2 separate regions of the Homo sapiens genome follow, and region 1 is linked to region 2. Evidence: chromatin loops called from intact Hi-C (ENCODE). Cell type or tissue: B cell. All regions are shown on one strand.

Evidence for each region. Hi-C counts contacts between places; a loop is a spot of excess contacts. Peaks named below come from ENCODE experiments on the same cell type or tissue, not always from the same donor. Only the 100,000 strongest peaks of a DNase experiment are listed, where the experiment ranks them.
Region 1: a loop joins it to region 2, with 26 times the contacts of the local background. A loop is called at or near these places in 1 of 110 quality-filtered maps.

What each region holds. Positions count from the first base shown.
Region 1 is chr6:4,405,767-4,410,766 of GRCh38, reverse strand. No RefSeq gene overlaps it. Among named protein-coding and RNA genes, the nearest start is that of LINC02533, 81 kb to the left of the region's middle. In B cell, no CTCF peak of the experiment used is centred here; a DNase peak (open chromatin) is centred at 2,836; H3K27ac peaks cover 805 bases.
Region 2 is chr6:4,279,157-4,284,156 of GRCh38, reverse strand. No RefSeq gene overlaps it. Among named protein-coding and RNA genes, the nearest start is that of ECI2-DT, 150 kb to the right of the region's middle. In B cell, a CTCF peak has its summit at 2,157; a DNase peak (open chromatin) is centred at 2,126; H3K4me3 peaks cover 1,147 bases; H3K27me3 peaks cover 1,719 bases.

The DNA of each region.
Region 1 (5,000 bases), 130 kb before region 2:
GGGTTTTCCATTTAAGTCTTTAATCCATCTTGAGTTAACTTTTGTATAAGGTGTAAGAAAGAGGTCCAGTTTCAGTTTTCTGTATATGGCTAGCCAGTTTTCCCAGCACCATTTATCGAATAGGAGATCCTTTCCCCATTGCTTGTTTTTGCCTGGTTTGTTGAAGATCAGATGGTTGTAAATGTGTGGTGTTATTTCTGAGGTCTCTGTTCTGTTCCGTTGGTCTATATGTCTGTTGGTACCAGTACCATGCTGTTTTTGTTACTGTGGTCTTGTATTACAGTTCAAAGTCAGGTAGCGTGATGCCTCCAGCTTTGTTCTTTTTCCTTAGGATTGTCTTGGCTATACGGGATCTCCTTTGATTCCACATGATATTTAAAGTTGTTTTTTTCTAATGCTGTGAAGAATGTCAATGGTAGTTTGATGGGAATAGCATTGAATCTATAAATTACTTTGGGCAGTATGGCCATTTTCATCATACTGATTCTTCCTATCCATGAGGATGAAATGTTTTCCCATTTGTTCATCCTCTCTTATTTCCTTGAGCAGTGGTTTGTAGTTCTCCTTGAAGAGGTCCTTCACATGCCTTGTTAGCTGTATTCCTAGGTATTTTATTCTCTTTGTAACGATTGTGAATGGGAGTTCATTCATGATTTGGCTCTCTGCTTGTCTATTGTTGGTGTAAAGGAATGCTTGTGATTTTTGCACATTAATTTTGTATCCTGAGACTTTGCTGAAGTTGCTTATCAGCTTAAGGAGTTTTTGGGCTGAGATGATAGGGTTTCTAAATATAAAACCATGTCACCTGCAAACACAGACAATTTGACTTCCTCTCTTCCTATTTGAATACCCTTCCTTTCTTTCTCTTGTCTGACTGCCCTAGCCAGAACTTCCAATACTATGTTGAATAGGAGTGGTGAGAGAGGGCATCCTTGTCTTGTACCAGTTTTCAAAGGGAATGCTTCCAGCTTTTGCCCATTCAATATGATATTTGCTGTGGGTTTGTCATAAATAGCTCTTATTATTTTGAGATATGTTCCATCCATACCTAGTTTATTGAGAGTTTTTAACATGAAGGGTTGTTGAATTTTATCAAAGGCCTTTTCTGCATCTATTGAGATAATCATTTAGTTTTTGTCATTGGTTCTGTTTATGTGATGGATTACGTTTACTGATTTGTGTGTGTTGAACCAGCCTTGCATCCCGGGGATGAAGCCAATTTAATTATGGGGGATACGTTTTTTGATGTGCTACTGGATTCAGCTTGCCAGTATTTTATTGAGGATTTTCACATTGATGTTCATCAGGGATACTGGCCTGAAGTTTTCTTTTTTTGTTGTGTTTCTGCCTGATTTTGGTATCAGGATGATACTGGTTTCATAAAATGAGTTAGGGAGGAGTCCCTCCTTTTCAATTGTTCGGAATAGTTTCAGAAGGAATGGTACCAGCTCCTCTTTGTACCTGTGGTAGAATTTGGCTGTGGATCTGTCTGGTTCTGGGCTTTTTTGTTGTTGTTGTTGGTAGGCTATTAATTACTGCCTCAATTTCAGAACTTGTTATTGGTGTATTCAGTGATTCAACTTCTTCCTGGTTTAGTCTTGGAAGGGTGTATGTGTCCAGGAAATTATCAATTTTTTCTAGATTTTCTAGTTTATTTGCATAGAAGTGTTTATAGTATTTACTGATGGTAGTTTATATTTCTGTGGGGTCAGTGGTGATATCTCCTTTATCATTTTTTATTGTGTCTATTTGATTCTTCTCTCTTTTCTTCTTTATTAGTCTAGATATTGGTCTACTTATTTTGTTAATTTTATCAGAAAATCAGCTCCTGGATTTATTGATTTTTTGGAGGTGTTTTTGTGTCTCTATTTGCTTCAGTTCTGCTCTGATCTTAGTTATTTCTTGTCTTCCGCTAGCTTTTGGATTAGTTTGCTCTTGCCTCTCTAGCTCTTTTAATTGTGATGTTAGGGTGTCAATTTGAGATCTTTCTAGCTTTCTAACATGGGCATTTAGTGCTATAAATTTCCCTCTTAACACTGCTTTAGCTGTGTTCCAGAGATTGTAGTATGTTGTCTCTTCGTTCTCATTGGTTTCAAAGAACTTCTTGATTTCTGCCTTAATTTCATTATTTACCCAGTAGTCATTCAGGAGCAGGTTGTTCAATTTCCATGTAATTGTGTGGTTTTGAGTGAGTTTCTTAATCCTGTGTCCTCATTTGATTGCACCGTGGTCTGAGAGACTGTTCATTATGATTGCAGGGCTTTTGCATTTGCTGAGGAGTGGTTTTTCTTTTCTTTTCTTTTCTTTTTTTTTTTTTTTTGAGATGGAGTCTTGCTCAAGGAGTGTTTTACTTCCAATTATGTGGTTGATTTTAGAATAAGTGCCATGTGGCACTGAGAAGAATGTATATTCTGTTGATTTGGGGTGGAGAGTTCTGCAGATGTCTATTAGGTCTGCTTGGTCCAGAACTGAGTTCAAGTCCTGGATATCCTTGTTAATTTTCTGTCTCATTCTGTCTAATATTGACAGTGGGGTGTTAATGTCTCCCACTATTATTGTGTGGGAGTCTAAGACTTTTTGTAGGTCTCTAAGCACTGGTTTTATGAATCTGGGTGCTCCTGTATTGGGTGCATATATATTTAGAATAGTTGGCTCTTCTTGTTGAATTGTTTCCTTTACCATTATGTAATGCCCTTCTTTGTCTTTTCTGATCTTTGTTGGTTTAAAGTCTGTTTTGTCAGAGACTAGGATTGCAACCCCTGCTTTATTTTGCTTTCATTTACTTGGTATGCTTTCACTTCCCTTTTTTGCTTTCATTCGCTTTCATTTCCCTTTATTTTGAGCCTATGTGTGTTTTTGCATGTGAGATAGATCTCCTGAATACAGCACACCAATGGATCTTGACTCATCCAATTTGCCAGTCTGTGTCTTTTAAATGGGGCATTTAGCTCATTTACATTTAAGGTTAGTATTGTTATGTGTGAATTTGATCCAGTCATCATGATGCTAGCTGGTTATTTTGCATACTAGTTGATGCAGTTTCTTCATAGTGTCATTGGTCTTTATTTTTTTGGTGTGTTTTTGCAGTGGCTGGTACTGGTTTTTCCTTTCCATATTTAGTGCTGCTTTCAGGAGCTCTCACAAGGCACGCCTGGTGGCAATGAAATTCCTCAGCATTTGCTTGTCTAGAAAGGATTTTATTTCTCCTTCACTTATGAGGCTTAGTTTGGCTGGATATGAAATTCTGGGTTGAAAATTCTTTTCGTTAATGATGTTGAATTTTGGCTCCCACTCTCTTCTGGCTTGCAGAGTTTCTGTTGAGAAGTTTGCTGTTAGTCTGATGGGCTTCCCTTTGTAGGAGATCTGTCCTTTCTCTCTGGCTGCCCTTAACATTTTTTCCTTCATTTTGACCTTGGACAATCTGATGATTATGTGTCTTGGAATTGGTCTTCTCATGGAGTATCTTTGTGGTGTTCTCTGTATTTCCTGAATTTGCATGTTGGCTTGTCTTGCTAGGTTGGGGAAGTTCTCCTGGATAATATCCTGAAGTATGTTTTCCAGCTTGTTTCCATTCTCCCCATCTCCTTCAGGTACTCCAGTCAATCATAGGTTCAGTCTTTTTACAAAGTCCCATATTTCTTGGAGGCTTTGTTCATTCCTTTGCATTCTTTTCTCTGTAATCTTGTCTGCATGTCTTCTTTCAGCAAGGTGGTCTTCAAACTCTGATATCCTTTCTTCCCCTTGGTTGATTTGGCTATTGATACTTGTGTATGTCTCACAAAGTTCTCGTGCTGTGTTTTTCAGCTCAATCAGGTAATTTATCTTCCTCTCTAAACTGATTATTCTAGTTAGCAGCTCTTCTGACCTTTTATCAAGGTTCTTAGCTTCTTTGCATTGGGTTAGATCATGCTTCTTTAGCTCAGCAGAGTTTTTTGTTGCCCATCTCCTGCAGCCTACTTCTGTCAATTCATCCATCTCATCCTCTGTCCAGTTCTGTACCCTTGCTGGAGAGGAGTTGCAATCATTTAAGAGAAGAGGCACCCTGGCCTTTTGGGTTTTTCAGTGTTTTTTCATTGATTCTTTCTCATCTGCATATTTGTCTAGTTTTGCTCTTTGAGGATGCTGATCTTTGGATGGGGTTTTTGTGGGGACTTTTTGTTGTTGATGATGTTGTTGCTTTCTGTTTGTTTGTTTTTCTTTCAATAGTCAGATCCCTCTTCTAAAGGGCTGCTGCTGTTTGCTGGGGGTTCACTTCAGACCCTACTCATCTGGTTCGCTCCCATGCCTACAGATATCACTCAAGGAGGCTGGAGAACAGCAAAGATGAGTCCCTGCTTCTTCTTCTGGGACCTCTCACCTTGAGGGGCACTAACCTGATGCCAGTAGTATCACTCCTGTATAGGCTCTCTGACAACCCCTGTTGGAGGGTCTCACCCAGTTGGGTGGCACAGGGAACAGGACTGGTTTAATGAAGCATTTTGACTGTCCCTTGGTGGAGGGAGTGTGCTTCGCTTTGGGGAAACCCATTCATCTGGGCTGTCCAGATTCCTCAGAACTACCAGGAGGAAAGGCTAAATCTTCCTTTCCTCCTGGTAATGGAGGTGCGGCCACCCCTCCCATTAGGGGCTCAGGCCCAGGGAGATCTCGGTTCTGTCCCTGAGCCTCTGGCTGCAGTTGTTGGAGTTCCTGCAGGGAAGCCCTGCCCAGTGAGGAAGGATGTGTCAGTGTCAGGCCTGAAGAGGCGCTCTGGCCACAGTCTGCCACAGCTGGTATGTTGGGCTGTGGGGGACACCTCTTGGGGACCAAGCCGTGGTGCCTCCCTGACTCCAGCAGGAGAAAAGTGCGGCCTGACTATAGAAATGGCTTCTGCCCTTCCCCCGCTCAGGGAGCTTAGTGTGTTAGGCAGTTATGAGTCCCAGTGCTGGCTGCTGCCTCTACCCCAAGGAGCTCAAATGGCTTAGGCAGCAGGCAGCTGCAGCTGTGGTGTTGGTCACCCCTCC
Region 2 (5,000 bases):
ATCTTCATTTCTGTCTCTACTGGCATTTATCATTGAGACCATGCAAAGAAACCTTATTTTATTTAAAAGTGCAATGTTGAAGAGTGGCATTGAATAAGATGATTAAATAAGTAACATGGCACCTGTGAGTGTAATTAGCTCTAGCAATAGAGACCAAGACTGGCTAGATTATTTGCCAGAGAAATACTACTACTTGGTTTTCGTCTGCCTGGCAACAGACTGACATTGTACAATCCTTCTCCCATCCTGCTGCACTAATGGAGACTAAGAGCCACTCCAAGTGGGTCACCAAACAGTGGACTGGATGAAAATGTTGAAGGCAGGAATGAAATTCAGTCTTTTTCTTTTTTTTCCCTCCACTACAAATCACTGTAATTTGGAGAGGGGATTTGCAGTGGATTATACATGGCTCTAGGGCCACAGAGGGTACCTTCTCTTTTATTCCCCTGACACACTTCATCCTACAATTCTCCATTTTTCCTTAGCAGGGGAAGAATATTGCACTGGTTCTTTGGGGGATGAATACTAGAGATACTCGAAAAGTATGCAGCTTAATCCTGCGAGGGGTCCTTTAGAGTCGGAAAATTGATGGTCCAAGATTTGAAGTTCTCCTTGGGCCAAAACCCAGCTCCATCTCTAAGGGTGAGGGCAGAAGGGAGAAGCAGGCCTACAAAAAAATGGTATTTGTACTTCCCTCCTATTCTCAAAAGAAAGTGGTCTTAATTAAACATGAGTGATTCTTGACAGGGTAAAGAAATCTTAAGAAACTAAGAACTCAAAGAGTTGAAGAAGAGAGAGCAGTCTTGCTGTACTCAGAGTGTGTGCCTGAGTGTACCTGCACGTGCACGGGTGGGGAGTGGAGGGACAGGTTTCCCACTTTACTTGAATCTGGACTCTCCTCTCTAAGGCTGACTGACATGTTTCCCTGCTTCCATCCCTTCCTTTCAAATTCAATCACCTCACCATGTTACCAGCCCAGATCTTACCGTTGGACTGTGCTGACAAGTGATAAGTGTGTCCCTGTTGCCTCCAGGGACTGAGACCCCTGCAGAGCCCAGACAGGATCCCAGGAAGCCTGAGGGAATGGCAGGGACTGAGACAAAGGGCAAGCTGGTGCCTGGTTTCCAGGAAGCAGCTACAACCTGGAGCCAGCTTATGGCAGGATGGTGAGTCCAGTGACATCAAACCCTCCGATTTTTCCAAGAGATGCCAGAAAGGTACTGACTTTTAAAACTTTATAAGAATTAAACAAAACAAGTACGTAGGGTTTAAAAAAAAAAAAAAAAAGGTCATCTCATGGCCACCAGCTTGCAAGCTCCAGCCTACAAGATAAAGCTTAAGTCCTTAAGCATGACCTCCAAAGTCCTTTATGGTCTTGTCTGCCCCTGTTGTAGTTCCAGAACTACTCAGTCCTTTGTCCCCAAAGCCCCAACCCACACCTCTCCCTGAGTGTCAGCTCAAGCTAGTATGTAGGATTGAAAAGGACAGTACAGATTTGTCTTGACATGGAGTTCACATTTCACATAGCAAACTAGCTATTTATGCTTAGAATGCTTATTTAGGGTAGCTTTGAAGGGTGTTGAGGAGATTATGGGAGGGCACCAAACCCCCCGACTCTGGTTTCCTCTAACAAGAACGTTCTTCTATGCTCTTGGCCACCTTGCAAAATTGTATCTGTTCTTCAAAACTCAGGTTGAGCGTCCCTGGAGACTTTACTGACTCCAGAAAGAATCGCTCTCTTTCCCCCTCCCTGCTCCATCCACCCCCCTCCCCGCTCCATCCACCCCCTCCCCCCACACCTTGCATACATTTTTCACTATTATATGTGTGGTAATGTGCTGTATTATTGCTCCCACGTCTGCTCCCCTGCGGACTGTGAACTGTCGAGTTTGAGGACTGCGTCTCATCCTCAGGGCTTTGTTCCCAGAGCCCTCCCTCTGCTTCTGTATTCCGACACGGAGTCATCTATCACACTTCTGCGAACACACCAGACATCCAATAGCTGCTTGTTGTAATGAAACCAAAAGGAGAACTGAGAATTCACGTTGCCAGACTCCTGATTCACAACTTTCCTGTAGAACGCACCTCGCCCGCCACCTGCCTAACCCACTTACGTAACCCAGTTTGGCGTTTCCTATGTCTCACTGGGCCTGCGAGGTTGTGCGGCGGCCCCACCTGCTGCGGAGCTGGGGGACTGCCGCGGGGGAGCAGGTGGACCGCAGAGCGCAATTACGCAGAGCCGTGTCTGGCCAGATTGGGAGCGGGAACAGCTTCGTCAGACTGCCTGGGTGCAGCACCTGGGCTGTGAGAAAGGCGAGAAGGGAAGGATGAGCCATATCACCGCGCTTGCGGAGGACGTGGCGCTGGAGCGTGGGCAGGGTCTGCGGGGTGCAGCCAGAGGGATTGGCGCAGCTCCCTGAGAACCACCTGGGTTTCTGGGTAGGAGGAGTCCTGGGAAAGACCTTGCATGGGTGGATGAAACAATCTTCTATTTGTGGTGGACGCCAAGGGGAGTGTTCGGAGACGCCCAGGCATGTGGGCAGGGGAGGGTGGCTGCAACGCCTTCGGCACCTGGGGTTCTTGCACCAGCTGGACCAAACCATGGACCGAGAGACAGATGGTCCTTCATCTCCCAGTGCCTGTCCAGGTGAGCATACGAGGCAGCGATTCTGACCCTGCGTTTGGTCTGCCTCCTGGACTCGAATGGAGCCACACATGTCCACGGGAAGAAAACGGGGTTGCCCCAAACAGTGTTCCCTGGAACCACAGGCCCAGGCAAATTTCCGTTGAGGCAGTGAGAAGTATTTGGAAAATAAATGCACCCTTTACCAGAGAAGGGACCTCATCATCTTTGACATTTTGAAACCCTGGGGGGAATGTCTTTGGTGCCAGGACTTGCCTTGCATTATTTCAGTTAATCTCACGCCACCTCCCGGGGTAGGTATCATTTTAAATCATCAGAGACCTCATGTTTGCCCCCAGAGCAGGCACCAGCTGCTGCTGGTAAGATCCACACACGGTCCCCCACCCCTTGCCCCATGCCAGTTTTCTTTTGGTGGGCTTGCATTAATCCAAGCTTCTATGTGGTGACCTGGGAGAGAGGAGCAGGCTAGGTGATGGGGAGAAGGTGGTGATGGAATGCTATGTTTCCCCCCTCTAAGGGCTTCCACCAGCTGGAGTATGGCCAGGAATACAAGGGCATGACGCTGATAGGATTCTTCAAGTATGAGTCAAGGACTCCAGGGCTGGGCAGACTTGCTTGCTGCATTTGGAGTGGAGGAGACTATTCTTCTTGTCTGCATAGAAACAGCCCTGCTCTGGTGCCCATAGGACAGGGAGCTTTGAATGAATCCCAAAACAACAACCTTGCCTGGTTTTGGCAATGCAATGACAAGCACTCCTTGTGGCCCTGCAGAAACAAGGTGGGTGGAGGTGGGGAACAGGTGCAGGAGAGTCAACGGGAGTGATGTGATGGAGCAGACGACTGCAGCTAACAGACTGGCTCTGCGCACAGGAGACACTCTTTTGAGACTCAGAACAAATAGGGGACACTGTGAAGAGGGTTTCTGGAAGCCAGGCTGGGGAGGGTGTAGCTTTGGTAACTATAATTTGTCATTAAAAATGAGTGTGTCATATTACAGACACAGGCCCACGAGGTCACTTGGTCACCTGGATCACACCACCGTAATGAAGATAAAAAAACAGATTCAGAGAAATTAAGTACTTTTTCAAAATTCCACACTAAGACAGGGGAACGGAGAACAAGCAGTTGGGATGGGAAACCAGCTCTTCCTAATTCCTCGGGAGAGCACAGTACTGTGGGAACTACAGTCTTTCATTCTCATCACAGATCTAGCTGTTCTTCTGTGGCAAGTGAGGTAATTGCTTGAATGTTAGTTTTTTTGCCTTGACTTCTTCATCTTTTTTTTTTTTTTTTTTTTTTGAGATGAAATTTCACTCTTGTTACTCAGGCTGGACTGCAATGGCGCAATCTCGGCTCATTGCAACCGCCGCCTCCTGGGTTCAAGTGATTCTCCTGCCTCAGCCTCCTAAGTAGCTGGGATTACATGTGCATGCCACGACACCTGGCTAATTTTTGTATTTTTAGTAGAGATGGGATTTCACCATGTTAGCCAGGCTAGTCACGAACTCCTGACCTCAGGTGATCCACCGGCCTCAGCCTCCCGAAGTGCTGGGATTATAGGCGTGAGCCACCATGGCCAGCTGATTTCTTCATCTTTTAGTGAAATTCATATAGTACCTACACCTAATAACCCTAGTAAAATGGAATCGTTAAGGTCTCATAAGGAAATATAGTTGAGCTCATCTGGTACAAAGAAGATAATTTACAGACAAGGTGAAGCATTCCATTTTTTAATGTAGCTGGAGTAAATAGGAGTGACTTACATTGCAGAAAAACTAAACTGTTGCAAATGGAAGTTGAGTAACTGTTGAAATCAGTGATTTGTCTTGTTTTTTTAAGAATAACACTCTAGAAGACAATAACATTAACATGGCAATACTCCTTAAGTTGATCTACAGATTCAATGCAATCCTTATGAAAATTCCTGCCGCCTCTTTTGTCTAAATTGACAAACTGATCATAAAATTTATATAGAAATACACGGGACCCAGAATAGCCAAAACAGTCTTGAAAAAAAACAAAGTTGAAAGACACAAACTTTCCAATTTCAAAATGTATGACAAATCTACACTAACCAAGACAGTGCAGTACTGCCATAAGGATAGACATGTATTGAGAGTCCAGAAATAAAATCATATATTTATAGTTAATTGGTTTTTGACAAGGGTTCCCAGGAAACCCAATGAAGAAAGAATAGTCTTTCAAACAAATGGTGTTGGAATAACTGGCTATCCACATGGAAAAGAATGAAGTTGGACCTGTACCTCACACCACATACAAAATTAGCTCAAAATGAATCAGAGATTTAAGTGTAAGTGCTAAGATATGATACTCTAAAAAGAACAGAGGAGTAAAT